Regions from separate parts of the Mus musculus genome. Here region 1 is linked to region 2. A link is a loop called in an ENCODE intact Hi-C map of the cell type or tissue named here. Cell type or tissue: heart. All regions are shown on one strand. Links, peaks and the distances in the headings refer to the core of each region. The heading gives the core; the rest is flanking DNA.

Region 1 (15,117 bases), core at 7,499-9,998, 290 kb after region 2:
AGGCAGAGATGCACTCGAGTATAATCTCTTCCTTGGCTTACCCTTGAAGAGGCTTTGGTCTTTCATGTTTTGTTGAAATAGTTATTAAAACGTTGTTACAACTAAATAACGTAAATACTATTGAGGTCAGCTACAGAATTACTCAGAATTGCCTATATCCTTACTCTAACTGCTATAGATAAGGGAACTTGCGACCTGTGGACCATAACATTTTAGAGAAATTTGATGCGAAGACTTTGATCTTATATTACACATGGCTTGAAAGGTAATTTTATAACTTGCAAAAATGTGGCTCTCAGAGAAAATTTCGAGAAGGCTGATGTGCAGTAACAATGTATACAACCACAGGTTATGTGACAGGTATGGCACAGCGCGGCCAGTGCATAGTCACTGCAAGTGTTACCGATCAGCTGGCTGGAGTCCTTTGGTCAGCCGGATGTTGTGGGTGGGCGAAGAGAGGCTCTTCCATGTTGGCCTGGGAGCCCAGTGTATCTATCTATTCCGCAGTGTGGCGCTGCAGTACTGAGCTGTAGGCAGGAGCAGCAGAAGCAGCTGGTGGCGCCCTCTAGTGTCAGACTCTCGTGAATGCTCTGCACATTGAGATCCTTGGCTGAAATGGTAGAGAGCCTAGGCTACTAAAACCCTTAGTTTCTCAAGTGTTGCACCTGTTGTGTGAGCCCAGGGAGTGGAGATTCCCGAGTGAGTGCCTGCCTGTTTCAGCTTCTTGGCAGGCCTGGTTACGGCTGTGTTACGGCAGTGCTACAGCTGGTTCCCAGGATTAGGGTGTCTGAGACCCAGACCTAAATGTTTTACAGCTTTCTGGTTTACACTCTTCCAGTGACCAGAGTCTGAAGCTTTTCCTCCCTGGGTCTTTACATCTTTCCATTCTTCCCTAGCCTCAGTTCACTGACCTTTCTACTTCTGTCGTCACCTTATTCCTGCTTTGTCCGGAACTCTCTAGCCACCCCTTGCTTGGCTGTCAAGTGGCCGGCTACCTCTTTTTGCTTTTGCAGACCAGTCTGACAGCTGCTTAGCTCCGGCTCTGAGCTAAGCTGCCCCTCCACCACCGTTGCCTCTTATTCTGTCTGTCACCCAGCTGTCATGGCTGCTGCCACTCCTCCGGCTCTGCCATCTGCCGCTTCTTCCTTTGTGGTTCTAGCTCAGTCCAAGAACTGATCACTCAAGAGAAGCATTTTGTGGTCTGATATTGCAACACTGGGGGAGGCTGCACAGAGAGGGTCTAGTAGGTAACTGACCGAGTGAGCTGAGAAGCCTGCTGGTATAGCAAGAGAGAGAGAGGGGGGGTAGAGGGAGGGAGAGAGAGGGAGGAGAGAGAGGAAGAGTGGGAGAGAGAGAGGGGGAGAGAGAGGGGGGAGGGAGAAGGAGAGAGGGAGGGAGAAGGAGAGAGGGAGGGAGAAGGAGAGAGGGAGGGAGAGGGAGAAAGGCAGAGAGGGAGAAATAGAGGGAGAGAGGGAGAGAGGGAGAGGGAGTTTGTACCAATCACAGCACACTCCACATGAAAATGACTGTTGTATTTGCACCAATCATGCCCTTTAGCATCAACCATAGCGTTCCCTTGTTGGGTCCTGGGGCTTTCTCTGGTCTAGGTGGAAATGTTTCTATCATTTAAAGTTCACTAAACCTTGTGACAGCTAAAAAATTCAGTGCAAGTGGCTTAAATCCATCCTGCGTGGAGCCACACGTTCAGGAGGCAGAGCTAGCAGCTGTGATGGACATATACCCTTCCTTAGGGCTCAGCAGGGTGTTCAAAATGGCCGTGGTAGTCTTGCTGTCTGTTTGAAATCTACTTGTTTTGCTCAAGGGCGTGGGGCAGCTAGGGAGAGTCCAACAGCTGTCAATTAGGGAATCACACTACCTTACACCCAAACGTCTTTCCTTACTTACAGGCCAATGGACATCAGAAGGAGGGCTCACAATGAGAACATAAAGGGATTAACAGTGGATGATTTTTAATGATGCTGACAGTATAACACTGGTTGACCTGCCTGGTGTCTCGAGGAGGAAAGATTGGTTCCCCCAACCCCCCACTAGCCCCATTTGTCTAAGAAGTATTATAAAGTAGATGCTGTTGGGAACTTTGTGCAATGTTACTGTGGACTTTCTATACTCATAACACCCCTTTGATTAACACACCACAGAGATCAAGACAAGTAATACTGTAATCCAGTATAGAGTATATGTATTCCAGTGCGGCCAGCGCATAGTGCAGGACATGACAACTTAGGGGTTAGGGAAATCTTCACGTGGGAGATCTCTGAGCATGCCATTGGCCAGTCGAGAGTTAGTATTACATCTAATGTTAGTTTGAGGCAAGTATTCTATAATGTTCCTTTTTAATTTTTCTGTCTGTGTGTGCACGTGTATGTGTGGGGGGTGCATATGCACGTGTGTGTGTGTGTGTGTGTATGTAGAGATAAGAAGAATGGCTTGGGCATTGCTCCCCAGAGACACTGTCCACCTCATTTTGAGACGAGGGTTCTTATTGGCCTCCATCGTGCTGAGGAGGCTGAGCTGCCTGGTGAGCTCCAGAGCCCTGCCTGTCTCTGCCTCCCCAGTGTTAGCATAACACTGTGCACCACCACGTCCGGTTTTGATGTGGGTTTTGGAGGACTGAACTCAGGTGCTCGTGTTTGTAAGGCATATACTCTGCTCGCTGAAACATCTTGCTGGCCCTCTGCGCTTGTATTTCTGTGCGTCACATGCATGTCTGGGCCTGCAGAAACCGGAAGGTGTTGGGTTACCTGGGACTGCAGTTACAGACAATTTTGAGCTGCCATGTGGGTGCTGGGAATTAAACCTGGGTCTTCTGGAAGAGGAGCCAGTGCTCTTAACCCCTGAGCCACCTTTCCAGCCACTCCCCCTTGTAGACAGTATATTGTTTTAAAGTCAATTTACCTCCTACTATTTTAGCCTTGCTGACACACATTTTAATTACACATGTGTTTTAAACCTGAGAGCTGCTGTTATTACTTGGAAGCATCAATGTTTATTTTGACTTATTGAATTTTCCTTCTTCAGTCACAAAGTTCCATTGGATAGTTTGTGGGATTCTCTAAAGATAGGATTTTTGTATTCCATGGGTATACTATATGTGTGTGTGTGTGTGTGTGTGTGTGTGTGTGTGTGTGTGTTTTAAAGCTCCTCAACTCATCCTTTTCTTCGGATTTTAGCTAAAAGGTGATTGTGGTTGTTATAGAGTTTGTGACTCCAGGGAAAAGACCACAGACTCCATCCAATTCTAATTAAAAGATTTATTGATTAGCTGCTAGCAGGACGAACAATCTGAGTCAAATTTGAGATTGCCATGCAGAAGGGGTGTGGGGAAGGGCTTTTAAGGAAGAAAACCACACGAAGATCTTCAGTATCTATGCAAGCCAGCAAAAGCTATTCTATTCTCTCGAGTTAAGTAATTAAGGAAACTAAAAAAAACAAAAACAACAACAACAACAAAAAAAAACTTTGGGCCTCTGCATAAGCAAGTTACAGAAGAAAAAAACAAAAGAAAACAATTAGTCATCATAACAAATAGGTATTCCCAGCTGTACATTTTTGGGTGGGGGGGGGGTCGCTGCTCAGTCGGGGTTACTGGGAACTTATTTTCCTTATCAGGGACAAATGGCTGGTAGGTACCAAGATGGATGCCTAGCATAAAATGGAGCTTCTTTATCTACAACAGCGGTCTGTCAGCCTTCTCCCCTCCCCTGCAGATATTGCCCGGCAATTGGACTTTGGGGCTGGTCTCTTCCTGGTTCTCCCTTAGCCTTGGTGGACAGCGCGGCTTGTACTTGCAGGAGTGCCTGTTTGGATTGCATTGCAGGAGTTCTCGGTCCTGGGATGGAAGCCATTTGACGACTTGCCAAGGAGTTCACACGCCTCACTGACCCCCTGGCTCCCATAGTCAATCTGGTGGCAGTAATTCCGCTCCTCCACAAACTGGTGGGGGCCACTGAGCAAGGACCTGTCCGACGCTGGAGCCTCCAGGCGCTCCAGCTTCACCCCTCGTCCAGGACTGCCTTGTGTAGCTGTCTCCCGCCCAGGGACTGTGGCGGGTGACTTCAAGCTCTTGACTTGAAATTGTTTCTTATGTGTTCCTTCTCAAGACAGGGCCACAGCTCTCTGGGACATACGATATGATTAAATGAACCCCTCGCCCCTGCCCACATGACCTGTTAGTGGGTCAGTCACTCTCTTCCTACCAGGGCTGTCTGGCTAACCCCGTGGATTAGACTCCACTCCCCACCCTACAGTTGGAGCTGGCACAGGGCATTGCGCGCTGCCTGGGGGAGCTGAGCGCTGCTTGCTTCTCTGTGGGCTGCCCACTGTCTCTACTCTTTAGCAGTCCTATCTCTGATTTGTGATGCTCTTCCAGTCTCCTCTAGGGTCTCGTATTTATCTCTATCCGTTCATTCACATCACAGGAGGCAACTGCTGGTCTGTCATCTCCTGTTACATGTTTGAGAACTGTCCGTTATCAGATGTGTCACTTGAACACATGGCTTTGCATTCCATGGCCTATCTTTCCCCCATTCCCTTGATAGTGTTGTCATAAATAACTAAAATTTAGATGTTTTGGAGTCCAGTGTATCAGTTTCCTCTTATGAGTCAGATCATGCCCTTGGTATAGTATCTAAACCATTTCTCTATTTTGGCTTGTGCCATTTTCTCCTTGGTACTAAGCACGGTGTACCTCAGATGCTCTACGTATGTATGTATATAAGTAATCCCCACTGAGGAGAATTCTAATATTCCATGTCCTATTGCATGTTCATTCCTAATCTTCACTTAACGACAGGTTCTAGGGGTCACCCCACTGTGAGACGTGGAAAGATTTCTCATTTCCTTCTTCACTGATGTGTATGGATGTCTAACAGCTTCCCAGAGTCTAACAGCTTTCTGCGAGTCCTCCTTCCCCCTTTCACAGAATCCTTTGTCTATCTTTGAACTAAAACTATATGAGCTCATTTATCCCTGACCTTATTGGTACATTGTCCCAGACTCAGAGAACTTCCTGACCTTGGTGTCTTTTCTGCTGAGAAAATGAATGGCTCTCATGACCTGCCAACAGGCCCTGGGAAATTGAAGTTCTTACTCTTTGTGTAACATCCAGGTGCCTTTCATCATCTTTTTTTTTTTTTTTTTTGGCATTCATTAAAGGAGTTAGAAAATCTGAGCTTTCTTTGAATTAATATTCTGTGTTTATATGAACACCATCCCTTAGTGCCTATGTTAGAGAAGACAGGGACACAGTAATGTTGCAGCTTCCCCCAGTCTGGCATCTACAGCACCTATTTAAGAGTATATGCTAAGGAGAGCCCTAAGCTTCGAGGAAGCTAAACATCTCGTGGTGTTTACAATCCATTGCATTTCTGTGTAACGGTTATTAAATCCCAACAGCTGTTCATTGTGTCAGTTCCGAGGTAATGTAATAATCTCTCAGTCTGAGAAGAAAGTTAATACAGCCCAGGGACACAGGAAATTAAAGGTAAGACTGATAGCTTTTTGTTGTAGAAATTCATACTTATAATGTGCTTAAAACCCAAGATATGGGGGCTAGAGAAATGGCTCAATGGTTAAGAATATGTACTATTCTTCCAGAGGTCCTGAGTTTGGCTCTCGGCAACCATGCTGGGTAGCTGCAATCCCCAGTAACTTTAGCTCCAGAGGACCCAGTGCTTCTGGTCTCCTAGGGAACCTGTACTCATGTGCACTGTCCCCACACAGACACTGACACAGACACAGACACGTACACATACTTAAAAGGAAAATAAGTATTAAAAAAACCCAAGATACAAATCTATGGGAGGAGGGGTTCCAGGAAGTGGAAGTGAGGGTTAATGGGGGAGGGGGGAAGGAAAATAAGTTCTCTGTTTAGGAGGAATTTCTTCAGACTTTATTTTGTGGATGTCAGGGCCTTTGGTGTTTAGAATTCACTGGGCACTTAGAACAGAACAGTTTATTTCAAAACATGAATTCTACAGAAATTACATTCACTTTTACATTGTTTTTGGAGGGGGTGGTATACAAAATGGGACTCCTAATGGCATATAAATTCTTGTAAGTAATCAAATTTGGAAAGATTTCAGATAGTGACTTAAAATGTAAGAACATGCCCTTCCTCCTTAAAAATCTTTGAGGAAATTAATGAGCAAAATTGTTGGCAGACCGTGACTCTAAGCTACATTTCCCCTCTTCGGCTCCTTACATGAACTTGTACTTGGAGACCTTCATGCTCCTGAGCACATTCATGGCTGTGTGCGCTGAGCTGTTTCCTGCACGGGCAGCAGAACCATCGCTGCTGTGTGTCTGTGTGTGTGTTCACACTCTGTGTGTTCACACTCAGGTTCAGCACTTGTGTGGGGCGCCCTGCCTGGTCCACCCCGGGATCCCTAGGCCCACTCTCTCAACCTCCTGCAATGAAATTTTGTGATCATGAGAAACATAAGTTACTCATAGGGTCTCTTTGGGGTCAACTAGGCTCACGCAGTAGGGCTTTCTGTTCTTTCCCCATGAATTGTACTGAGTCAGTAGCTAACAATTGATTCACATTCAAGTTGAGCGGTCTGGTGAAATATCTGTGTTATTTGCATCGCATTGTTTCATAATATCACATTGTTTCATAATAATTATAGAACCCAGAGGAGCCTGCAAAAATCAGCAGAGAACTTAAAGACAGAAAAAAAAGTCTGTTTCTTTCAAAAATTGGAAAGTCAATATCTTAAGCCATTTAAGTAGGGAAAAAAAACCAGTGAAGTCCATTTTTCACCAAAAATTCTTAATCTTATTTAAAATCACTACATTAATGTACTTATATTTTAGCTCCAGAAAACTACTGTGTTGGGGATGAGGTGACAGCTCAGTGGGTGAAGGTGTATGCTGGGTAAGCCTGGCAACAAGAGTTACATCCCCTGAACTCATAGGAAGAGGGCAAAACAGAGCCAACTACACACACACACACACACACACACACACACACACACACACACAGAGACACACACAGAGACACACACACACACAGAGACACACACACACAGAGACACACACACACAGAGACACATACAAAGACACACACATACACACACAGATGCACAGACACACACACATACAGACACACACGCACACAATGACATTCGTGCCCACATACACATTATGTGTATGCACACAATAAACAAACAAACAAACAAACAAACAAACAAACAAACAAACAAACGCCACTACATTAGAATATAATTTGTGGTGGCAAGATTAGGATGAATTTAGAATTAGTTTAGAAATCAATCTATGTGGTGAGGAGAAACTGAAAGAATCAAAATTTGACTTTATTTGATTCTAATCTTGTTCTATGGTCTTCATTAATTATAACAACTTTTGAATGCAGGTGGGGTCTAATTTTCCTTAATACCTACATTACCCAACAAAATTATGGCCTGGCCTTTGTTCTCCTCCTCCTTGTCTTCCTGTCTCTTGTTTTCTAAATAATAGACATCACACCTGCTCTTTCACACAGCTGCCACTGTGGCTAGGTTTGCATCTCTTTAGTCTTTTGTTGTTCTTCAGCTCCAAGACCTTGTCACCCCCATTCTCCATTACTCTTTAAACGTGGTTTTGTTTTGTTTTGTTTTTTTTTTGCTTATATTTTACTCTTTGTCTTAGTCAGTGTTCTGTTGCTGTGAAGAGACACCAGGCACACAGCAACTCTTACAAAGGAAACCATTTCACTGGGGCTGGCTTACAGTTTCTGAGGCTCAGTCCTTTTCCTCATGGCAGAAACCATGGTGGCTGAGAGTTCTACATTGGATCCAAAGGCAGCAGGAAGAGAGAGAGACACTGGGCCTGGCTTTAGCTTTTAAAACCCCAAAGCCCAGCCCTATGACACACTTTCTCTAACAAGGCCACATCTACTCCAAAAGACATGAATATAGCTTTAAAATAAGCCTCATTAATCTAAAGGCAAAAACAAAACTAAACCCAATAAGCCTCAGGCAGAGATATTCACTTTATGGGATTGGTACCCCTTTATAGTTTGCCATGCTGGCGTCTAGACAGTCATGCTGGCTTGGGGGCCTCCTCTACGTGAACCATTGTTCTCAAGGCTCAGGAGGTGACTGTCATTGCTCACTGGGGTGCACAGCAGGATTGTCTCAGACTCAGGAACTAGATTGCATTTGAAGGTAGATATCTGCTTGACCCTGAGTGTTAAAAATAAAAGGTCTTAGATTGTCACTGAAATGAAAACACAGAATAAGATTCTTAATGGTGCCTGGGAGGTGGCTCAGTGGGCCTAGGAGGTGGCTCAGAGGGTAAAAGTGCTGGCCCCAACGCCTGACAACCTGAGTCTGACCCTAGGAATCCACATAAAGAGCCCGATGTGGTGGCGTGGAGCTAGGACTCCTTTGAGATGGAAGCAGAGACAAGAGAACCAGCCGGAAGCCAGTGGTCTGCACAGCAGCAGAAATGAGAGAGACCCTGCTGTCACAGGGTGGAAAGCAGTGACTCCCCAAGGTTGTCTTCTGATCTCCACATTCGTGCTATGGCATGTGCATACCTACACACACACACACACACACACACACACACACACACACATAATGAAACCTTAACACTTTTTGAGATTATGCCTCAGTGTTCTAAGATTCCAGATTTGGTGGAGCCTAATGTAGGCAGAATTTGCTTTTCCGTTTCTTTACTTTGTGCTACGTTTCATCACAGCCCATGGCCTCCGAAGTGTTTATCTGATGCCTGAGATTAGGATGGCAGTAAAACTGGTTCTAAGATGCCGTCTCGCTGAGGTATCACATTACCATTACAGAAGTACAAGATAAGGAGAAAATTTTATAGGTAATATGCTGTGGAATCCATCCACGCCCAAGAAAGCATATTTTGCGTGCATGGAATGTGGTTTTTCTTATCCTTGTATGCCCTTGAGCTGGTGAAATGTTTCACGAGGAAGCATCGCCCTCTAGTGGCTGACTGGGTGTATAACAAGACTCTTTCTTCCTCTCTCCTAACTCCACCAGGCCTTCCCTTTTCTCTTTCTTGATAGTTTCATACACATATACAATGCATTGTGAGTATATTCACCCTCATTATGCCCTGGGAACCCCTTCCTTTCCCTCTTAACTCCTTCCCACCGAGTCATCCCTCCGTGGCCATTAGAGAAGCTGATATGCTCTTACCCCAGCAACAGTTGACAGTCATTGGCTTAGCGGAAACTGATGGTCGTCACCGGCACATCCTCATGGGTACGTTCTCCACCCACGGCCCATTCTTGTGCAACTGTAAGCTTTCTTTACAGCTCCAGGCATGTGCTGAGCTGTGGCCTGGAGAACTACGGATGCAGAGCCCACCATCCAGCTTCTTGACAATCACTTTTTGATGAGTGATTCTGCGTGGTGCCCGGTGAGAGCGTGAGCGCGCTCATGCGCCCCCCCCCCCCATAGTTCTCCTAAGCCAGAATTTGAACACTGTTACATATGTGTCAATTAGCGCATTCCCCATAAACTCCAGCAAGGTTTTCCCTTCGGGAGGCTTCCATTTCTAGCGCTTCCTGCTTGTCTCTCCTTGGCACCAGTTGCATTCCCATTGCTTTCTGCAAACAGCCTCTGGCTTCTTTTTAAACCTTCCATTTCTCGGAGCACTGGGTTAGATCCATTACATTCCCCGATGCCCACCTTTCTCCTCAGATTGCACATTGTGTATTTCTCTTTGTCCAGCTTACTCCCTTTCTTATAGATAAGGCTTTCTAAGATATAAGGCTGTTTACTAATAACCACGTGACCTAATTAATACTAGGCTGTCTTGAAATTTCCACCAACGTTATTAGTCCAAAAGCCTTCAGTTTAGCTGTGGGTAGACTTTTTAGAACAAAGGCAAATTCTTTGCCACAGTCCCCTTTCACAGCAGCTTGGGAAGTGAGGAAGGGACTGGAAAGGGTAAAGGAACAGAGATGCTCATAGAGCCTGTGCCTCAGACCTGAGATCCAGAAGCAGGAGTCCCAAGTCTTTGCACTGATCCTGACCCAGGCAAGTGATCTCTGCAGGTCCCTTTGAGTTTCTTCTTGCCCTGTCTCCTGCCCTTGCCAGTGCTTCTGGTAGCGTCGGCTGCTTCTGAGCTCCGGATGTCCCCAGAAGACTGGTCTCTCCACCTTTCCCACTCCTTACACTTCAGGACATGTTAGCGTCAGATCTCCCCACCAATTGACCTAATACCCACCAAGCCACCCCACCCTTCCTGCGGAAAGCATACTGAGTAGCCCCTGTGTATGAAGCAGAGGTGTCGACCAGATGACTCAAAGGAAGTTCACTCTCCAGAAACAACAATGTCTCCGGGGAGCTGTGGGAGGTGGGTTGGGCAGGCTTTAAGAGAAAGGCGAGTCTAGAGTCGGGAGAGAAGGGCCAGCTTGTGCAAGGGTGGGCTATGGAAAGATAGCCTCACTGTGGCAAAGTAGCTGCTGGTGAGCTGAGAGGCAGAGGCAGATGGTGAAGTGTGGATGATGGAGCAGAGGGTTGGTGGTTTTGTGGAGAGATTTCACTGGCGTCTACATGGGAAGAGGAACCTCAGAGGGTTTGGGCCTTCATTTTAACTTTTATTTAGATAAGATTACAAAATCTCGGACTGCTGACAACTGAGTGGTTGGGGGTTGTGGATTTAGGTCTCAGGTGACCAAAGTTTGGGGGATGAAAGCAAAGGGTTTGCAGTTGTTAGTGATGAAGTCTAGGGCATTCTAGTAACCTTTCAAAATCCTCATGGCCTCACATGCCTTGGCAACTCTAATTGATTATAGAAACCTATCTATTCCCTTCGCCCAAGTTCATTAAGTTCTTAACTTCCATCTCTCGCTGTCTTCTATCTCTTTCAAGATAAAGCGCTTGGCTCTATCTTCCTCTGCCAAATCTCTTTCTTTTCTTTCCATGGTCTCTGTGCATGCAGACATTTGCTCATCCTGAATTCCTGAAACATTTTCTCCCACTCTGAGTTCACCTGTAAGGAAGCAGCCAGTCCTCCGCAGGCAGTGGTGGAGTCGGTCTGCCACTCCCCTGAGCTACATAGCCTTGCTCTCTCATGCCTGGCTCAGGTAGCCTCATAAGGCCCTACGTGTTTCCTGCTTCTGAAGAAACAAGGGACCGCGGCAGAGGCTGGTGATTAAGGCCTGCTACTAAGGCTTCCTAGTGCCAGGTCTCTGCAGCAGGCAAAACAAGGGCCATCTCCTCTGTTTCCAAGCGCTTCCTTTCGCTTGCTCCTCAGCCCCATATTAAGAGCTCCCCAGCAAGCTCTTTGTGCCATACAAAAGGCTGGGTTTGTGGCAGTGTGTGGAGGAGGTGGTCACCATGACCTGATGCAGAGCCGAGGTGAGGCTTGTCCTCCGACCTGGGGTAAAGAATGAGGAAGCTGAGTTATGAACAGTTTGTTCCAAGTGGTTGGTGACACAGGCTAAGAGCCTCAGAGTGATGGAGGCCTGCAGGCAGGGGGCTGGCTTTTCCTAGGTCTTTGTGGCTTTAGTCTTTGTGTTCTCCTGGGCTACCTTTCCTCACAGTAGTGATCTCTGGATGCAGGTTCCCTGTGTGTTGTATGAGATGACCTCTAAGGTCTGGGGTTTTATGAAAATGTCTTCCACACAGAGGCCAAAACCCAGCTGATCATGTCTGCCGACCACCTGTTAGGTCATGTGAGCAGCTCACAGCCTCACCAGAGAGACAGACCTCTACACTGGTCATTATACTGCAGCTAGACAAGTTCCGGGGTCCAGTTATATGTAGGATATTTTAAATATTCTCTCTCTCCTTCCTTCCCTCTCCCTTTCTTCCTTCTGTCTGTCTTTCAAATGCACTCATGTAACCAGGGTGGCCTTGAATTCACTAAGTAGCCTCGGCTGGCCTTGAACCTGATCCTGTATCTCCTAAGTGCTGGTTACAAGTGTGCACTATTACGCCTGTTCTATGTGTTGCTGGGAATCAAACCCAGTGCCTCATGGATGCTAGACAAGTTGGACCATGCTACCAATGAGTCACACCCCCAGTTCCCCCATTGAAAACCTTTGTTTTGTGTGAGTGTCCCAAACTTTATTCATCTACTGGGACCCTGGTTTGTGTCTCTCCTTTGCAGCTCTTCTCAGGGCCAAGGCAATCCTAATCCCCTGGGGCCTGCAGAGGAGGTCCCTGATAATCCCTGTCCTACTGAGGGACTGTCTAAACATGTGACTCCTTGGCATCCAACACAGCAGAGGGCACATGGTTGGTGCCTGCCAAGTCTCTGCCTGCAGCTGTGTCTGCCAGCCTCCTGCCTGTCAATCAACAGGAGCACAGCAGTTAAAGCAGCCACGCTAGTCACACTTGTTATTAAGTATAAAGGGAAACATGGTTCAGGCCAGAAGATGTGGCAGCCAGAGGCCTCCACGGTACCAGCTACTTACAGGGGAACCAGCAGGGCTAGGCCTTCCCTGGGTATCCCCATGCTGCTCTCCAGAGGAGGGGCTAGGGTGTTAGGAGATAGATGCCAACCTAAGGACAATGGCTATTAGCCCATTTCCCAATTTTACCAGTGGCTATCACTCCCAGGTACTGGGAAGCACTGCTCTTGTTTAAAATATTGTCCTTTTGTGACTGCATGCCCTGTGTGTGTGTGTGTGTGTGTGAAGCTCAGGTGCCATTCCTCATGTGTATCCATCAGGGTCTCTCACTGGCCTGGGACTCTCAGAGCAGGCTAGCCTGGTTGGCTAGTGAGCCTCAGGGTCCGCCTATCTCTCCTTCCCAGCACTGGGGTTATAAACATGCATATGTAAAGCTCTGTTCCTGGCCCCGCCCACTTCAGCTGCACAGCCCCCAGTGCCTAGCATTTCTGGCTCCTTGTCTATTAAGCAGGGTTAATATTTATTTTTTTTAAAGGCTGTTGTGAAGACCGCAGAAGATAAGACACACGATGAACAGTCTTCATATCTTTTACCTGTCTGAGCTGTGTAGGGTGACTGTGTTCACTCACAGAACAATCACTGTATCATGGCGGAGTGCTGGCCTCCGTTCTGTGGACGAGTCTTGGCTTTCATAAAGCGCACATTGTCTCAGGGAGACAGAAAAGAAGAAAGCTGAAAAAGAAGCAGGCTCATTGCAGACATTGAGGGGATGCAAGGGCAGGCTGATCTGAGGAGAGTGTTTGGGTATGGGGCCTAGTGGGCTTCCGGATGGGTAGGGTGGTTGTACTGGAATGGGGATTCCAAGACTAAGCGCTTAAGCCTGCTAAAACCTGGAGAAGTGCCACCGGGGCAAAGAAACCAACAGGACAAAATATATTGTGGTGGGAGGAGGCCTGGCCAGTTCAGAGGAAGAGAGAAGGTCTTTGCAGCAGAGCTGGGGTGCGTGGGGAGAGGTGAGACCACATGTAAGGGTAGCGCCAAGCTGTTCCCAAACCTGGAGCTGAGGGTTTGGGGACCTGCGGTGACCCCACAGCTGTGTTGGATGCTAAGGAGTCACATGTTTAGACAGTCCCACAGAAAAGTCGAAGGCCTAAGATGACTCTATGCAAATGACTCACCAGCTTAGGACGCTGTATGGTCGCGGCGGCAGAATCCATGCTCCTTTTGATACCTGAGTTTTCAAACTCAGTTGATAACTTTTGATGCTGACTTTTCAGGGGTTGCTGAAAGCCAGCGTACTGGTCACTTTTCTCACTAAACACCAGACGAGAGCAATGTAAGGAAGAAGGAATTTGTGGATAAAACACGGCCGCAAGGGCATGAAGCCTATGGTTTCGTTGCATCCACAGAAAGAGAGAGCAGCGCGCCTGCGCTAGAAACCTGGAACGTCAATATGGGAACCAAGGAGGCAGCCAGTGTCTAACTTACTTCCAGGGTCCGAGAAGCTCTGCAGGATTCACTAGCCACACACCCCATTCCAAAGTAGCTGTGACTAAGAATGAAACGAAACCATCCCTTCCAGTTTGCATGTATTCTTTTCTTCTAGTGGCTACACAGTCTTTAGGATACAGACTTTAGAGTAGGCTTAACTAGGTAGGAGACCCAAAGAGGCTGCTGGGCAAGTTGGTGAAAATCTTTCTTATCCCAAGGGCAGAGGCTGCTGTCTGTTTTTTTTTTTTTTTTCCCCCATAGACTCAGGTGTGTGTGTATATGTGTGAGCCTCGGCGCCACCTATCTCTCCTTCCCAGCACTGGGGTTATAAACATGCATATGTAAAGCTCTGTTCCTGGCCCCGCCCACTTCAGTTGCACAGCCTCCAGTGCCTAGCATTTCCGTAAGTCTGGCTCCTTGTCTATTAAGCAGGGTTAATATTTATTTTTTTATAGGCTGTTGTGAAGACCGCAGAAGATAAGACACACGATGAACAGTCGTGTATTTGAGTCAAAAAGGTCATTTAGATCTACTGCTCTTGTGGGTCTCCAAGCTGCCTTACTGTTGGGGATACCTGGGGGAACTTGTGATAGTATTAATTAGTTTATTAATTAATAGCTTCTTGGTTTCTGCTCTGGGGAATTCTGACATTTGCATCTGGGTTTAAACGACCTTTGCCTGTATTTCTTTGTGCCCCCAGGATGTCTCAGCTAAGGGCTAGCTTCTAGCTTGCCCAGATTTGTAGGTCCTGGTGGCTATGAGGTACCTGGGAGCCAGGTGTGTGGTCTTTAGGGATCGATCTGGGCTAAGAAGGGCGAGGGGTACGCCTCTGGAAGGAACCCAGGAGAAGCTAGGCATAACACATACATCTGCAAGTCCAGTTTGCAGGGGCAGCACTAGTGACCTGGATAGGACAGGAAGATGTCTCCTTCTTCAGGAAGCTTCTACAAGTAAAGTCTTCTTGCAGGGCCAGGGCCTCCTTGAGAGCGCTGCTCTAGACAGGCAACCGACAGGTGGCAGCAGCGGCCCATAAGCAGCCAGGGTGCAGCCCCAGCAGGGAGGACCACAACACCAGGGCTCGGGTGGGCGCGGCTCCTCTTCTGGGCATGGGGCTAGGCTGACCCTGCAGGGAGAAGGGTTCCTGGGGGCGAAGACGGTCTCAGGTGCAACGTGAGGCAGTCCGATGCGTCTGGGAGGGGGCTGGCTTGGGAGCTGGAGTTAGATCAATCCGTGGGGCATGACACACCCTGGTTTAGTCCTTA
Region 2 (15,117 bases), core at 4,737-7,236:
AGATGGCTCAGAAGGTAAAGTCCCCGCTGCGCAAGCTTGACTATCAGAGTTCAGATCTCCAGAAGCCACTTAAAAGCCGGAGGCAGTAACAGAAGCTTCTGTGATCCCAGCACATCCCTACTGGGAGATGGGAAACAGCCGGAAATCACTGGACGGTTTCTAGCCTGGCTCGTGCAGCAGCAAACAACAAGAAAGAGCCTGTTTCTAACAAGATGGAGTGCAGGGACCCTCCTCCAAGGTGTACACACACACACACACACACACACACACACAGAGAGAGAGAGAGAGAGAGAGAGAGAGAGAGAGAGAGAGAGAGAGACTCATGTTGTGTTTGTTACCTGGCTTCCCAGAGGAACACAGCAAGGGGACCTCAGTGTAAAAGGCCCTGCATGGGAACCTCCCTTAATTCTGCTGATTTCTCCCAGGACTATGAGACAACAGCACCCACGTATGAGCAAGTGTTGTACCCGCCTGCATCTCAGAAGAAAACTTCAAACTCCACGTCGGAGGAGAGTGACTTGCATTATGCGGACATTCATGTGCTCAGGCAAATTCGGCCACACTCTCTCCACACAGTGAAATGCCTGCATTCAGAATCTGCTACAGAGTACGCCACCCTTCGCTTCCCCCAGGCCACACCTCAGTATGACAGCAACAACGGAACCCTGGTGTGAGCCCTCGGGAAGACGTTCCGATTTCTACGATTTTACCATCCTGTGGGAATAACCTACTGTTCTCGAGAACAAGGACAATGGCCATGTTTTAATCTTAAAGGACACCAGAGCATCTGGAATTATGGGTCTCCCTACTCTTTCCACTATGAATCTTTTGGTTTGCCACTGTTGTGGTAAGGTTAACTATGGGTGGACTGAGTTCCAAAAAAATATTTATGTGAAAAAAAAAGGTTGACCTTTGACCCCTAACATTATTTGCATTCTCAAATGCAGCAAGAACCCTCTATGCACTTTGGCTGTTTCTGATAGGAGTTATTTAATGATATTTGATTTTCTTAGGGCTTTTTGTCGTTATTTGGTTATGTCTTGGTTGTTTTGTTTTTTGAGGAACAGGATCTCATGTAGCCCAGGCTGGCCTGGAACTTGCTACATAGCTGAAGATGGCCTTGAAATTATGATCTATCCCAGCCTCTTACTACCAGTGCTGGGGTTACAGATGTGACCACTGTGCTAGATAATTATATTCCGTTTTTACACCTATACCCCAAAACCGAAGAGAAACGCTCTTCGGAAATTTTCTGAGCCTTTGCACACAGCCTCGGAGCTACTGTGGACAACCAACCTAATAGCTAGGTCAAAGGCTCCAGACCTTATCACAGAGATGGGACTCCAACTGTTGAGCCTCAAAGACTTCAATTTGTCGACATTAACAGCCACGAGACCACATCCTGGAGAAAGTCTCCTGGCAGGACTGTTAGCTCTCGTCTGAAGAACCTTTCGAATCAATTAATAAATAGTATGTAGAACAGGCTGGTGATTGATTGTTCCTGGAGCTGAATTTTATAAGGTGTCCCAGCCCACACTATTGAAGGTCAAAGGCTGGGGTATGGATTTGTGAACAGACGGCAAGCTCCCATTGGTTGAAGACGGGGAGTAGGCGGGACTAAATGAGCAGGGTGGGAACAAGGAGAAGCGGGGCTGGCGGCTGGTAGGGAGTTCTGGTCTGGAGGCTGGAAGGCGGGTCCAGAGTGGTAGGGGCGGGTTCTAGGTCGGCTGGAGGCGGGGCCTGGAGGGCAGGAGCGGAGCCAAGGCTTGCTAGGGCTGGCTCTTGTCCAAGAAAGGCAGGCCCGAGCGACGCAGGCCTCCGGGTCGCCATGGCAGCAAGAACGCGCAGCTCCGTAAAAGTGCCGGCTAGCCGGAAAGATGCTGAACCAAACGGGCCGATAGTTTATGAGGTAGGTGCCGAAAAGTGGTGAGTAGCTGAGAAATGTCATTACCACCTGTTGAGCCTCCAGATCGGAAGTAGGGACGTGCAGCAGAAACGAGGGTGCGAAGGGAAAAATTTTTCGGTCTAAGCTCTCTCTGAACCCTGTAGAGTCTTAGTGTGCAGTTCTTGCTTAAGACGTTAGAGCTTAGAGATGAGCTGTAACTCATTCCCTTTGCTTAACCCGTCCTGCCATTCTCCCCAAATATACTTTTTGGTTCAATAAGAGGGTGATTCCCTGAAGATGAGTAGAGTACTGACAAGGGAATTGCAACACACACACACACACACACACACACACGCACACACTCACACCGCACATTAGTGTTGCTATTATCAACCTTACAGAGAATCAATGCAAATTTGCAACGGTTGTAGTATCGCATAAAATTCAATAGTCGTTGTCGTTGTCGTCGTCGTACCACCACCGCCACCTTTACTGCAATTGCTAGGCCTTTTCTCTGACACCGACCTAGTTAGTGCAAGAGGGTTTAGAAGAGGTGGGGTGGAAGACTACCCTCGCTGCAAATTGGTAGGGCAACTCCATGGCTTATTTTCTATGTGTTAGTTAGGGGGTAAACAAAATAACCCTTTTCAAGGGTTCTTAACCATGAGGGTCAAATAAAATGCCATAGGCAACACTATGTTAACATAAAATTCTGTAGACAAATTCTGCTGTAGAATTTTAAATGCTGAGCCAGGTGTGGTGTGTGTACCTGTGATCTTACCACTTAGAACGTGGCGACAGGATGATCTGGGGTTCAAAGTCATTCGCTATTACATAGAAAATTGGAGGCCAGCCTGGGTTACATGGGACCCTTTCTCAACCCCCCACACCCTGTTTCAAAGTTCATGCTTCCTGTCGGGAGTTAAACGTTCCTGAGGGTAAAAATAAAAATGAGTTTAAGAAGTTTCTGAAGAGTGAAAAATGTGTCTGGTGCAGATAATCTGGTATTTCTTCTGGTTATCTGAATAAATCCCATGGTTTGTTTTTTTTGTTTGTTTGTTGGTTGGTTGGTTTTGGACATGTATGTGGGAAAGACTGTATGTCGGGGGAGGTGGTGGAAAGTGGAGTCAGGAAAGCATCCTTCTTATCTCTGTGAAAACCTAAGTTAAAGTTGTTTTAAAGTGTCCCTGAAGAACTAGAGAGGTGGCTCAGCTATAAGAGTGGTTACTGCTCTTCCGAAGGACCTGAGTTAGCTCACGACGTCCAGTAACTCCAGCTCCAGGAGATCCATCCCATCTTCTGACCTCCACGGTCACCAACCACCTGCCTCTACCCCCTACACACAGACAAATAAAAGGAAAAAGTATGCAGCTGAGATGACTCTCTCTCTTGCCATTACAATATCTTAGCTGCTCATCAGGGTTCTAAATCTGACACTTTAAGATGACTTAAGTTAATAGATTAAAGGGAGCGCACTGACTCCTCCTAAGTTAATTTAGCTTTTGAATTTTCTCCGACTATGTATTTTCACAGATCTCCTTTTCCTATCTTAAGGTGGCCCTGAATTGGATCTTCTAGGGAATCTGAAGATGGGGACTCAAGTGGTTATGAGAGTCTGTAACTCCTCTATGCCTGGAGCGCCCTCTGTAAGTGCCTGTGTATTGTCAGGAGTGTGGTGGTGACCTTACAGGAATGCCTGTGCTATTCTGTGTAGAGCCTAGAACAAGACATTATTGCCTTCCTTTCTTGCTCCTCGTTCTTGTAGAAATTCTACCTCATTTCTAGAGCATCAATTCATTATATATATATATTTGGAATTAATAAAACCAGAGAGAGATTGGGAAACTCTAATCAGTATATATGAATTATTTAAAAGATCTCAATAGTTTGTTCAAAAATAATGTTAATTACAAAGCATTTGAGAAACATAGCAAATTATGATTAAAAACTTAAGAACTAGCTGGGTAGTACGGTGGTGATGGATACCTTTAATTCCAGCATTTGGGAGCAGATCTCTGAGTTTGAAGCCAACCTGGGCTACAGAATGAGTTCAAGGACAGCCAGCGTTACACAGAGAAATCCTGTCCCCAAAAGAACCCCTACCCTATAAGTCTCCTATCCAGAAGCAAACTGTGAATATTCTAGTCATTATCCTAGTCTGTTCATTTATGCAAATGTTTTCTGTGAAATCCCATTATATGCAAACTTTGATATTGTTAACTTCATGATATGTATATTTGTCTTTGAGTCTTATTATTATTTTATTTTTTTGTATATGAGTGTTTTGCCTCTATGTATGTCTGTGCACCACATGCCTGGGGCTGACAGAGGCTAGAGGAGGATGTTCAGTCCCTTGGAACTGAAGTTACAGACAGCTGAGAGCAGGCATATAGGTGCTACTAATCAACCCTGGGTCTTCTGGAAGATCAGCCAGGGTTCTTTTTTTTTTAATTTATTTTATTTTTATTATATGTAAGTACACTGTAGCTGTCTTCAGACACTCCAGAAGAGGGAGTCAGATCTCATTAAGGATGGTTGTGAGCCACCATGTGGTTGCTGGGATTTGAACTCAGGACCTTCGCTGGAAGAGCAGTTGGGTGCTCTTACCCACTGAGCCATCTCTCCAGCCCCCAGCCAGGGTTCTTAACTGCTGAGCCATCTCTCCAGCCCCTACTTGGTTGGCCTTTTGAGGAAGAGTTTTGTTATGTATCCTAGTCTGGCACTAAAATCACTGTATAGCTCACAGTGAGGCAAATCTCCTGCCTCAGCCTTTGAAGATCTGGGATTACAAGTATGCACTACCACTTTCCAAGGGTGCTTTTCACATCTACATTGATGCCCCTGGAGTGATATTTAACATTGTCTTTGCTGATCATTGTAGAACCAATGAAGTCTGTGGGAAAAAAAAAAAGTATGCACTACCATGGCCAGATTTGCTATAATCATCTTGACTGTTGATCAGTCCCTGTTCATTGAAGTTTTGAATCTCTCCACCAATCACATTGAAAATAAGCAACCTGGGGACCAGAGAGATCGCTCCGCAGTTAAGAGCGCTGACTACTTTTGCAAAAGACCTGGGTTTGATAACCAGCACTCACAGATGCCTTTAAATCTAGTTCCAAGAGATCTGATGCCCTCTTCTGATCTCTATGGGACCAGGAACACATGTAGTGAACAGGCAAAGCATCCATATATTTAAAGAAGAAAATAAGCCAATGTAAGACTGTTTTAAAAAGATAAGAACTTTTTAAATTATAGATTGGTATTTTATTTTTCCCTTAAACCAAAATTTTATTATGTATAATAATACATCTTGCATATTAAATAACATTATAATAGAGTCATTTGATAGTGTTTTAATGAAGGACTTTGGTTTTAACATTTTATTTATCTCTCTGTGTGTGTGTGTGTGTGTGAGAGAGAGAGAGAGAGAGAGAGAGAGAGAGAGAGAGAAAGAGAGAGAGAGAGTTGGAAGTCAAAGAGAGAGAGAGTTGGAAGTCAAATGGAACTCTTGATTCCCTGCAATGGCAGCGCTCTTAACCATTGAGCTATATCTGGTCTCCAGACCAGATATTTCAAACAGAGTAAAAAAGGAAACATTTTCAGGCTATAGAACCCTTCTCCACAGGAAGAAAAAGTTAAACGTAACTTATTCTAATTGGATCAATGTGGCAATACACTCAGTGATTAGTTGTGTCTTGTTCCTACTGCCCTGATGTCAGTGGGGTCGAAAAGAAAGCCTAGTGCTCACAGCCACGTCCTTGGAGGAAGAGCACGTTTTGGATTATTTATCAATGCAAAAGTGGTTCTTGTTGCTTGAATGCAAAGTAAATTGGCTCCATTTATCCAGGTATGAGCATGCTACAGAATAAGGAAGAATGGTGATTTCAGAGCTTGCGCACATCCTTCAGAGGGCAGCTGAACATCAGAATATGGATTCCAAGACGTGAGGATGCTGAGCCCTAATGAAAGGCTAGGTTTTACCAGTGTAATTAGTAACAGTGAGGCCGGTGGTGATGGGCCAGGCAGAGAAGCATGGGAGCAGTGTTTTCCTAGTTGAGAGACTTGAGCCACTTCCACAACATCCACCAGATGTCGCTGTCTTGGTCCAGTTGTCAATGATGGATGTTTGGCAGACAACCTGACCCTCGATTTAGGAAAAAAAAAATTGTAGAACGCATTTCTGAATCGTTTGCTTTGGCGAATCTGCTCGGGCATGATTTATACCGAGCCCTGCTGTCTGATGGTTACTTTGGCAACATTCTACCCAAGTCTCTCACCACTCTCTCCTATTTTTTCTTCTGCCCGTTTCTGGCTGTCACATCCACCCTGTGTTCTCTGTTCCTTTCATCTGATGTTGTGTTCTCGGGTTGTCTATTCTGCCCTCAACCCTGGTTTCTTACCTCAGTATATGACCTGTATATATGAGTGGATCTTTCATTCTTCAAGATTTTGCTAAAGGAATAGTGCCTGGTACATAAACATAGAATAAGGAGCCAACATTTGTTTAACAAAAGAGTGCATGGATAAGTGAAAAGAAATGACAAGAGGCTACCATAAGTTATACTTGTCTCGAGAATACAGTAAGAGACAGGGAAAGACCCATAGCCTTAGGCTCACCGTGATTAAGAACTAACTGATAGAGCACTGAAGGTTCTAGACCTTTGCATTTATCTGGGTTTGTTTGTTTGTTTGTTTGTTTGTTTGTTTTTTCCAGTGACAGAAATTGAATAGGTTCTCATACATACCTAGCAAACACTTTACCACTGGGCTACATCATCAGCCCTTTAATTCACTGTTTTGAAGTGTGGTCTTATTAAATTGCCAGGCTAACCTTGAACCCTCTGTAACCTACTGAGACCTTGAATATGTGAACCTCCTCAGTTTCCCAAGGAGCTGAGAGTATAGGCTGGTGCTATTAGGCCTGGCTTGGACCTTTGAGTTTTGTTTTATTTTATTATCTTTTTTTTTTTGGAGACAGTTCTATATAACCTAGGCTGTCCTAGAACTCACCCTATATACAAAGATCATACTAAACTCTGGATCCTCCTGCAGCTACCTCCCAGTGCTAAAATTGCAGGCATGTGCCACCATGCCTAGTTTGATCTTTGAATCTTTGGAAAGTTTATTTTGTATTATGTATTTCAGTATTTTTTTTATCTGTATGTATGTGCACAGCATGAGTGCTTGGTGTCCATGGAAGTCAGAAAGGATGTCAGATCCCATGGGCTGGAGTTATGGATGCTTGTGAGTCACCATGTGGGTGCTGGGAACCTAACCTCAGTCTTCTGCAAGAGTAATACCACGCTTTAAACCACCGAGGTTCCCACCCAGTCACAATGACCTTTTCATTTTCAAAAGAAAAGGATTGAGAAATTCAGCCAGTTTTGTATTTAGCATCTACAATGTGCCAGACTCTAAGTCTTTTTAGTTCTGGAATAAGCAAAACATACAGAAGTCCTGTACAAGTTTACTTATGAGCAGGAGACGCTAATGATAAATGAACAGTAAGCGAGATGTGGTGGTCGATGCCTTCAGATGCAGCACCTGGGAGGCTAAGGCAGGAGGATAGCCAGGATAAGGTTATCCTTGAAGGGGGGAGAGTGGGGGGGGCGGGAAGAGAGCTGGGGAGATAGCTCAGTAAAGCAAGCTCTAGGAGCTAAGTTCAATCCCAGGACCCCTGTGAAGATGCCAGTGTAGTAGTGTCCTCTTATAATCAAGAGGCAGAGACAGGGAGCCTCCAGGAGCTGGCTCCTCAGCCAGCTTAGCCTAATTGCTGACTCCCAAGTACCAGTGAAAGCCCTTGTCTCAAAAAACAAGGTGATGGTGCCTGACCCTGACCTCTGGCCTCTACTTGTGTGAGCACACCAGCACATGAGTGCCTACATACATATGTAAGTACCCACCCACTGCCCCACAAGGAAAGGACAAGTGAATGGGGAATCGCCATGGTGATGGCGAAGGCTGCTGGGAAAAATAAAAACACATCAGGAGAGACACCTAGGAGTGTGGGTGTGAGGTGGTATTGTCATTTAAAATAGAGCAGTAAGAGAAGGACCAGGAGAAACATTTGAGCAGGGACAAGCCAGGGAGGTGTGAAGATGAGTAAGACAGACTCTAATCAAGAGTGGTTACAAGAGGTCACAGAGGGCAGTGGTGGCATGCTCAGTTAACACGCACAAAGGCCCTGACTCATTTTCAACACTAAAAGAATAAAGGGAAGAGGAAAAGAGGCAAAAGACAAAACAAAACAACAAACCAACAAACGAAACCAAAAAGTGTGGTCAAAGAAGTTTCACAGAGAGACAAAGGTTGGAGGAGGTGAGCTAACGATGTGGGGAGCAGGAGAGTAGAATGTGGGACACTCAAAGCCAGTGGAGAGTCAGTGTGAAAACTCAGAGGTGAGAATGAGCCTTGGTGATCAGGGAGCTTTCTAGCCTAAACAGAGGCAATCCCAGGGGAAGCCCTCTGAGCCAGACACAAAGAATTTCTATTTGATGTGCTGCAGAAAAGAAGTGTGCAAAGACAACGGGCCCTGGGGTAGCAAGACGAATCTATTGTCTGAGAGTGGTTGGAATGAATATAGACTGGCAAGTGAGAATCTGGAGACAAAAGAGCAGTTTAGCCACTTGAAGTGCAGGGGTGGAGGGTTTACCTAGCCCTGGGTTCTCGGCCCCCAGCACTGTAATAAGTAAATACATACACACATACATAAACCCAGTTTAGAAGCTAGGACATGTTTGCTATCTTGGCTGTTGGGTACAAGCCTGTGTGTGTGTGTGTGTGTGTGTGTGTGTGTGTGTGTGTGCTGCCGCTGCTGCTGTCTCTGAATGTAAATGTGAAAGAAATTGTAAGCATGAGGCCCTTAAAGATCCCAGATGGTATGAGGAAATAAAAGGAAGATTAAGAAATGATTTCAGAGGGTCATTGATTGTCTCATTGTCAGTTTTAAACATTGGTTTATGTAAGCTGCCTTTCTGCTTCTTTTCATCATGAATGACAGCTGTAGTGACTATGTTAAATTTTTCATAGGTGTGAATCTCACACATTTTAGTTTTACACAGAGAGAAGTCACAGGCAGTGTTTTCACCAAATGACAGCTTTGTTTAAGGCTTAATGTCTTAATTATGCAAACATGTTATTACATTTATTAATAGATGGTTTGAATACATTTTTCTAATGTTTCTTTCACTGGTTCATTCATCCATCCATTCATTCATTCATTCATTCATTCATTCATTCATCTAGGAACACTGGGTTAGTACCTTCTGTGTTGCAAGCATCAGATTAAAATACTTTGCTGGGTTGAGCTCAGTGCCAGAGTGCTTCCTTGGCACCTGTAGCCATAGGTTCAGTTCCTGGCTTCACCACTTAGTAATTAGGTCAGGAGCAAAAATCTTTACCCCCTAACCTCTCTTCATATGTAAATATCAACTGCTCACTGTAATTGTGACCATCACACGTATACATATTATTGATTCCTATAGGACATGGGACATAGTGAAATGAGATCAATTTTGCTATTCCATTAGAGATTTGAGTGGCTTTTAGTCTGTGGAAGTACTTGCCATTGCTGGTAAGATTGATGCAGGACTGACTGAGGTCCAGCAGACGCAGACTCTGAGAGAAGCAGGAACCTGTGGAAAGCAGTTTGCTGCAGTTAGTCCTTGCCTCCGCCCAGGCCTGCTGCAGTGGAAGGAAGGGGGTGCAGCTCCCAGAGTGCTTTGTGGCTATCCCATATACAGGCACTGCACTGTATGGATTATCGCCCCAGTCACTGTTCTAACCCACTTCCAATCTGACCCACTTACTGTCCCAGCTCTTTACTGACATTGCAGTAGCATGGAGTAGGGAGCCTGGAACAGAATATGTTCATGTTCCTCTGAGACATAGTTTATGAGCAATTTTACGTTATATGGACCAACAGAAATGTTGTGCTGTTTCTAATCATAAGATACACGCTGTGGTGAGATGGTTCAATGGGTAAGAGTACCCGACTGCTCTTCTGAAGGTCAGGAGTTCAAATCCCAGCAACCACATGGTGGCTCACAACCATCCATAACAAGATCTGACTCCCTCTTCTGGAGTGTCTGAGGACAGCTACAGTGTACTCATAATAAACAAACAAACAAACAAACAAACAAACAAATCTTTAAAAAAAAGATACACACTGTATTTGAGCTATTATAGTTTGAAGAGACGTCTCAATAGTCTGAAACAGAATATTTTGAAATTATGTCATCTATATTTACATGAATTTTAGTTGCCTAGTTGCCTTAGCTATATTTCAAGCATTCAGTAGCCCATGTGGCTAGAAACCACTATTTTGGACAGCATATTTCCATCTTAGAAAGTTATAATAGAAACTACTTCCCTAGGTTTTCAGGAACTATACTATTTATTTATTTATTTATTTAGCCATATGCCTTAAAACAAGTCACTTAGGAACTATACAATTTATGTATTTATTTATTTATTTTGTCATATGCCTTAAAACAAGTCATTTGTCGAGCACCCTGATGCCCTCTAGCATGCGTGGAGGGTTATTGAAAAGGACATGAGCTCAGGCCTCCAAGGGCTTTATTTAGATCTCAGCCACTGTAATGATTTACTGAGTGACCGTGAGCACCTCTCCTGATGTTGTCTCTTCCCTGCATGAAATAAGGTAATGGGCCAAATGAGATCTCTATTTTGAAGATTTGAAATTCAGTATGGGGACTGGAGAGATGGCACAGTAGTTAAGTGCACTCACTGCTCTTCCAGAGGACCCGAATTTGGTTTGCATCACCCCACACTGGGTTGCTCTCAACATCCTGTACCCCGGGGTACTCAACATCCTCTTCTGGTGTCTGATCTCCAAAGGGGACCTTCACACACATAGCACAGACACACAAATACATCGATTATATCTAGGCATGGTACTACGTGTCTGTAATCCCAGCACTTGGGAGGCAGAAACACGAGGACTAGGAGTTCAAGGTCATCTTTGGCTTTTTAGGCAGCTGGAGACCAGCCAGGGCTACCCACGGCCCTGCCTCAAAAGACCAAAATGATAAGCAAATCGGTTGCTTTGTAAGTCTTCTCTCCAAAGCACTGAGCTCCCAGGCGTTGTTCCCATCAAAGACTGGAGTTTTGAGAAACCGTGATTTCTTGGCATGGATGACTGTCTGTAGGCCTCCCTCTGATGCCCAAACTGACTTATATAAACTGAACATTTTGGTTTTTCATCATTAGGTATGTAGATGTGCCATGTGCAATTCTATGCCATTGCAAGTCTGCTCATAAAGGGCCCCATTGTCTTAAACATGGGTTAGTGAGTCTCCTGGTGGTATTTTGCCTTGGACTGAAGGAACAGTAGAGAGTCTTGGTGAACCACCCTGGCTAGCTGGTGGAGGACAGAGAGGTCTCTGACTTGCAGAGCGCTCAGGATCGGTTTCACTTGGTATTACTGCTTTCCTCTGGCTTCAGCCTGAGTGGAACAGTCAGGATTTAACCAGCTGAGCGACCAGCTCAGGGCAGGCTGACACTCAGCTTCCTGCTTCTTGTGGTCAAAGGCACTTTGTTTGTTTTTTCTTCCCCAGAAGAACTTTGTGTTTAGCAGCTTTAGATATCTAGTCAGGCTGCCCCAAGTAAGGGTTTTCTTATCCCCTAGTGACCCGAGGAGGAGGCCATTGGGTTAAATATGATTTAGTAGGCTCATTATAGACTTTTCTTGCTGAGGTCCTAATGGAGTCTGAGGGAGATACAGGATGGCTAGAAAATGGTTTGTAATTCCTTGATTATTGAGTTGCGTGTCCCTGACCAGCTGTGTCCTTGGACAAGGCTCTGATCTCCTCTGGGTCTTAACACTGTAATTTCTCCCTTTTGTCTAGGATCACAAGATGGAATGTAAAATGGACTTTCTTTCTCTCATTCTTTCTTTCTTTTTTAAGATCACTTAGTCCAAGCATGCAAATGACTAGTGTTCTTAAAAATAAACATCAGAGCTGTGACCTCAGCCAGGCCACACGAGAAAGAGGCTCTGTTACACCCAAGGGTGGATGCTTTTACCTGACAATGTACAAGGGCATTCTTGGTGCTTTATTTTAAAACTCACTTATAAAGTATGTGTTCCTTTCTTTCCTTCTTTCTTTCAAGAGCAGGTCTCATCTATATGGTCTGGAACTATATGTGGCTGACCTGGAACTTGCTATATAGACCAGGCTAGCTTTGGACTTAGAACCTCTAGAGTGTTGATCTGGTGTGTGTGTGTGTGTGTGTGTGTGTGTGCGCGCGCGCGCACGCGCGCGTGTATGTGCATGCATATGATAGGTGTATACCCCCATGCTGGCTCTTAGAAATTATTTTATTATAAAACCAATTAATTAGTGTGTGTGTGGGGGGGGTGAGCGTAATGTGTGCCTGTGCCCGAGAGATGTGAGTTCTCCCTTTCCACCTTTGCATGGCTCCAGGATTGAACTCAGGTGTCAAGCTTTTACAAGAGCCTTTATCCCCTGAGCCATCGTGCCCAATCTTACCCCTTAGCATTTATTTTGTAAAAAAGATAGAAGATCCTTGGTGTGCCTCTGACGTTTCTATTATGATGGTATGATTTGTTTAGCGCTGTTCAGTTACTTATAGTCTACAGTTACTTACAGAGCCCCAGCCCCAGCCTCTCTCCTCTGGCCCCTTTTTATTGTTATTTCTTGTCATTCTATTTCCTCTTATTTAAATTGCTTCATTCTCCAACCCCGAGTGGGAAAAGGTTGCTGGTTGTCTCACTCTCAAGCCCTGCGTGGAAAAAGGTTGCTGTTAGTCTGGAGAATGGAGTAAGGGGTGGGTGGGGTAATCCTGTGACTCACTCCTTTCCCCACCCACCTTGTGATGAGGTGCTTGCAGCCTTAAATGAGCAAAGTGACTACATACGTGTGTGTGTGTGTGTGTGTGTACGTGCGTGTGCGTGTGCGTGTGCGTGTGTGTGTGTGTGTGTGTGTGTATGTGCGTGTATGTGCGTGCACACGCTCGGGGACGCCCGCCTCCAAACGTGCAGTGTAGTGATTGCAGGCATATGCTCAGGCTGGCAAGCCCGCTTGTGTCAGCGCGGATGTGTGTGTGTGCTCACGCGTGTGTGAATGCTCGTTGCGAGCACCCGTGCGGAGCCTGCGTGCGCGCCCACGGCTTCCCCGCACTCCCTGGAGACCCGGGGCTGCCTGCTAGCGCCTCTTGCCTGTGCGCAGCGCGCGCCCTGCTGTTTCTATAGGAACCAGCACAGCGCCGGGCCCCTCCGGCTGCAGCCCGCGCGCGAGCATGCCCAGTGCAAGCCGCTAGTTTGGCTCGGGTCTAGGTTTCCAGTAAGTGGCATGCGGGACTCCAGAGAGCTCCCAGGGAGCTGAGCTGATCGCCTTTGTGTACAGAGGGAAGAGACGGTGGCGTGACCCCACCCGGGAAGCCCCGCGGCAGGAACAATGCTAGCCTGCTTGACCCGCGGGAACTTACTGGACGTCCTGCAAGAGGGCTTCAATGAGGTAACTGCCCTGCTCCTCCCACCCCCAGCTCCCGGTCACCCCGCGCCTCCCGCCTAATCTCCCGAAGGGAATCCTGGGGGGCGGTGAGGGGCATCCTCCCGGGGAGCCCATTTAAGAGCCTGGGTGGTAGAGTCAAGGAGGTAGGTGTGGTGCAGATGCATCAACCCGAGGACATCAGAAAGGCGGTGGGCCTCCTCTAAACTGGAGGGATTGAGTACCTTCCCGAGGTGGGAAGGGCAGGCAGGACTACGGACTCAGAAGGCATCTTCTTGCCGAAAAGGTGGTCCCCACGCCTCCCAGGGACTCTCCAGGGACATCCTAGAGGGAAGCCCTGAACAGATGCGGCAGAGCTCTATTTCAGGCGCTAAGCGGATGAGTCACGGGAGGGGTGCGGTGGCGTGGCATTGGTAGAAAGTTTGAAAGAGGGTAGGAGACTGTGGGTGGTCCACATGAGGGGTGAATTTCCTGAATCCTGCACATCCACGTGCGAATTTCCTGAATCATGCACATTAGATTTCTCCACCACTGAGGAGGACAAGGTTGGCTGAGAGGACCAACCTGGGCCTCAGGCCCAGTTTCAGGAGCTAATATTAGTGTGATTCCCTTCTGTGAGAACTGTGGTGGGGAGCTGCAACCTGACAGGAAAGGTGGGCCAGGATTGACCCAAGCAGGCTCTGTTTTCTCTTCAAAAGTTTCTCTCAGAATTCTGTTACCTCTTCCATTTGCTTCTTTTGTGACTCAGGCTACTCTTGTTTGCTCCTCAGTCATCCTTTGGTTGCTTTAGGCCTGCAGCCGCAAAGGCATAAGCTATTGGTCATGGCTTCCTGCCTTTTCCCTCAGTTCACCTTTCCCTTCTCTATGGGTTTCTTAAATTTCAGATTGTGTGTGTGTGTGTGTGTGTGTGTGTGTGTGTGTGTGTGTGGTGGGGGCCTTGGGGATGCTACCAAGGTGTTTTACCAGTACTCCACTCCTCCACCCTTTACAACAGCCCTTGTGTTTTTAGAATCAGTTTTTAGTCAGATAATATAAACAGCCCTGTGTGCAGGGGTGACTGAAACTAGGACCTTGCAGTATGACTAGGGGCTTGATCACTGAGCTACATCCTAAACCCATTCTCTTCTTAAATATTAACATTATGGACAAGATGGACGAGCCTTTGTGCCCTTGCCGTCTCTCACCCCCTTCCCAACCTTTCCCCTAGAGGCAACCAGCTATTCTCATGAATTTCCATGTAGGTTTTTTTTTTTTCTACAGCTGCACGGCAGGCTTCCCCCTTGATCCCTGTTTCTAATTAGGAGATCCTACATTCTGACCTGCCTTAGAACCTTCCCCAGTCCTGGCCCCTGTGCCCCAGCCTTATTCCTGACACACACAGAAAAAAAAAAATCTAATGGAAACATTCTGCCACTGTGACCAACTGTGCTGGAATTTTCCTTTGGCTGAGGGGTGTCACAACCTTCATTAAAGGGCAGAGCTTGTATCCTGCCTGCCCGGCAGGCCTCCTCGTCTTCCCATCACTCTTGACTGAACACATGTAAGGGAATCGCTAACAAAGAGCTACAGACCCAGAGGTGAACACAGAAAAGCCAGGAAGCACACCTCTTCTAGTGTCTGCAGGATTCTCAGTCATCTACCCTCACTCTCAGCCCCAGGGCCTTCTCTGCTCCTTCTCTGCGTAAATCCTGCTCATTCACTAGTCGGGGTAAAACCTCCTTTGGTCCTCTCCTG

The links. Hi-C counts contacts between places; a loop is a spot of excess contacts. Peaks named below come from ENCODE experiments on the same cell type or tissue, not always from the same donor. Only the 100,000 strongest peaks of a DNase experiment are listed, where the experiment ranks them.
Region 1: it touches region 2 in a loop (3-fold over the local background); 2 of 42 quality-filtered maps call a loop at or near these places.

The regions. Positions count from the first base shown.
Region 1 is chr9:50,438,035-50,453,151 of GRCm38, reverse strand. No RefSeq gene overlaps it. Among named protein-coding and RNA genes, the nearest start is that of Gm32462, 41 kb to the left of the region's middle. In heart, for the core only: a CTCF peak has its summit at 8,968 (motif pointing left); no DNase peak of the experiment used is centred there; H3K27ac peaks cover 817 bases.
Region 2 is chr9:50,726,058-50,741,174 of GRCm38, reverse strand. Dixdc1 (DIX domain containing 1) reads left to right here and starts at 13,191. Exons shown (of 20, transcript NM_001374656.1): 1 at 13,191-13,389. The coding sequence starts at 13,330. It overlaps 2310030G06Rik (RIKEN cDNA 2310030G06 gene), which reads left to right. Exons shown (of 4, transcript NM_025865.3): 4 at 426-1,484. The coding sequence ends at 674. In heart, for the core only: a CTCF peak has its summit at 5,967 (motif pointing right); a DNase peak (open chromatin) is centred at 5,931.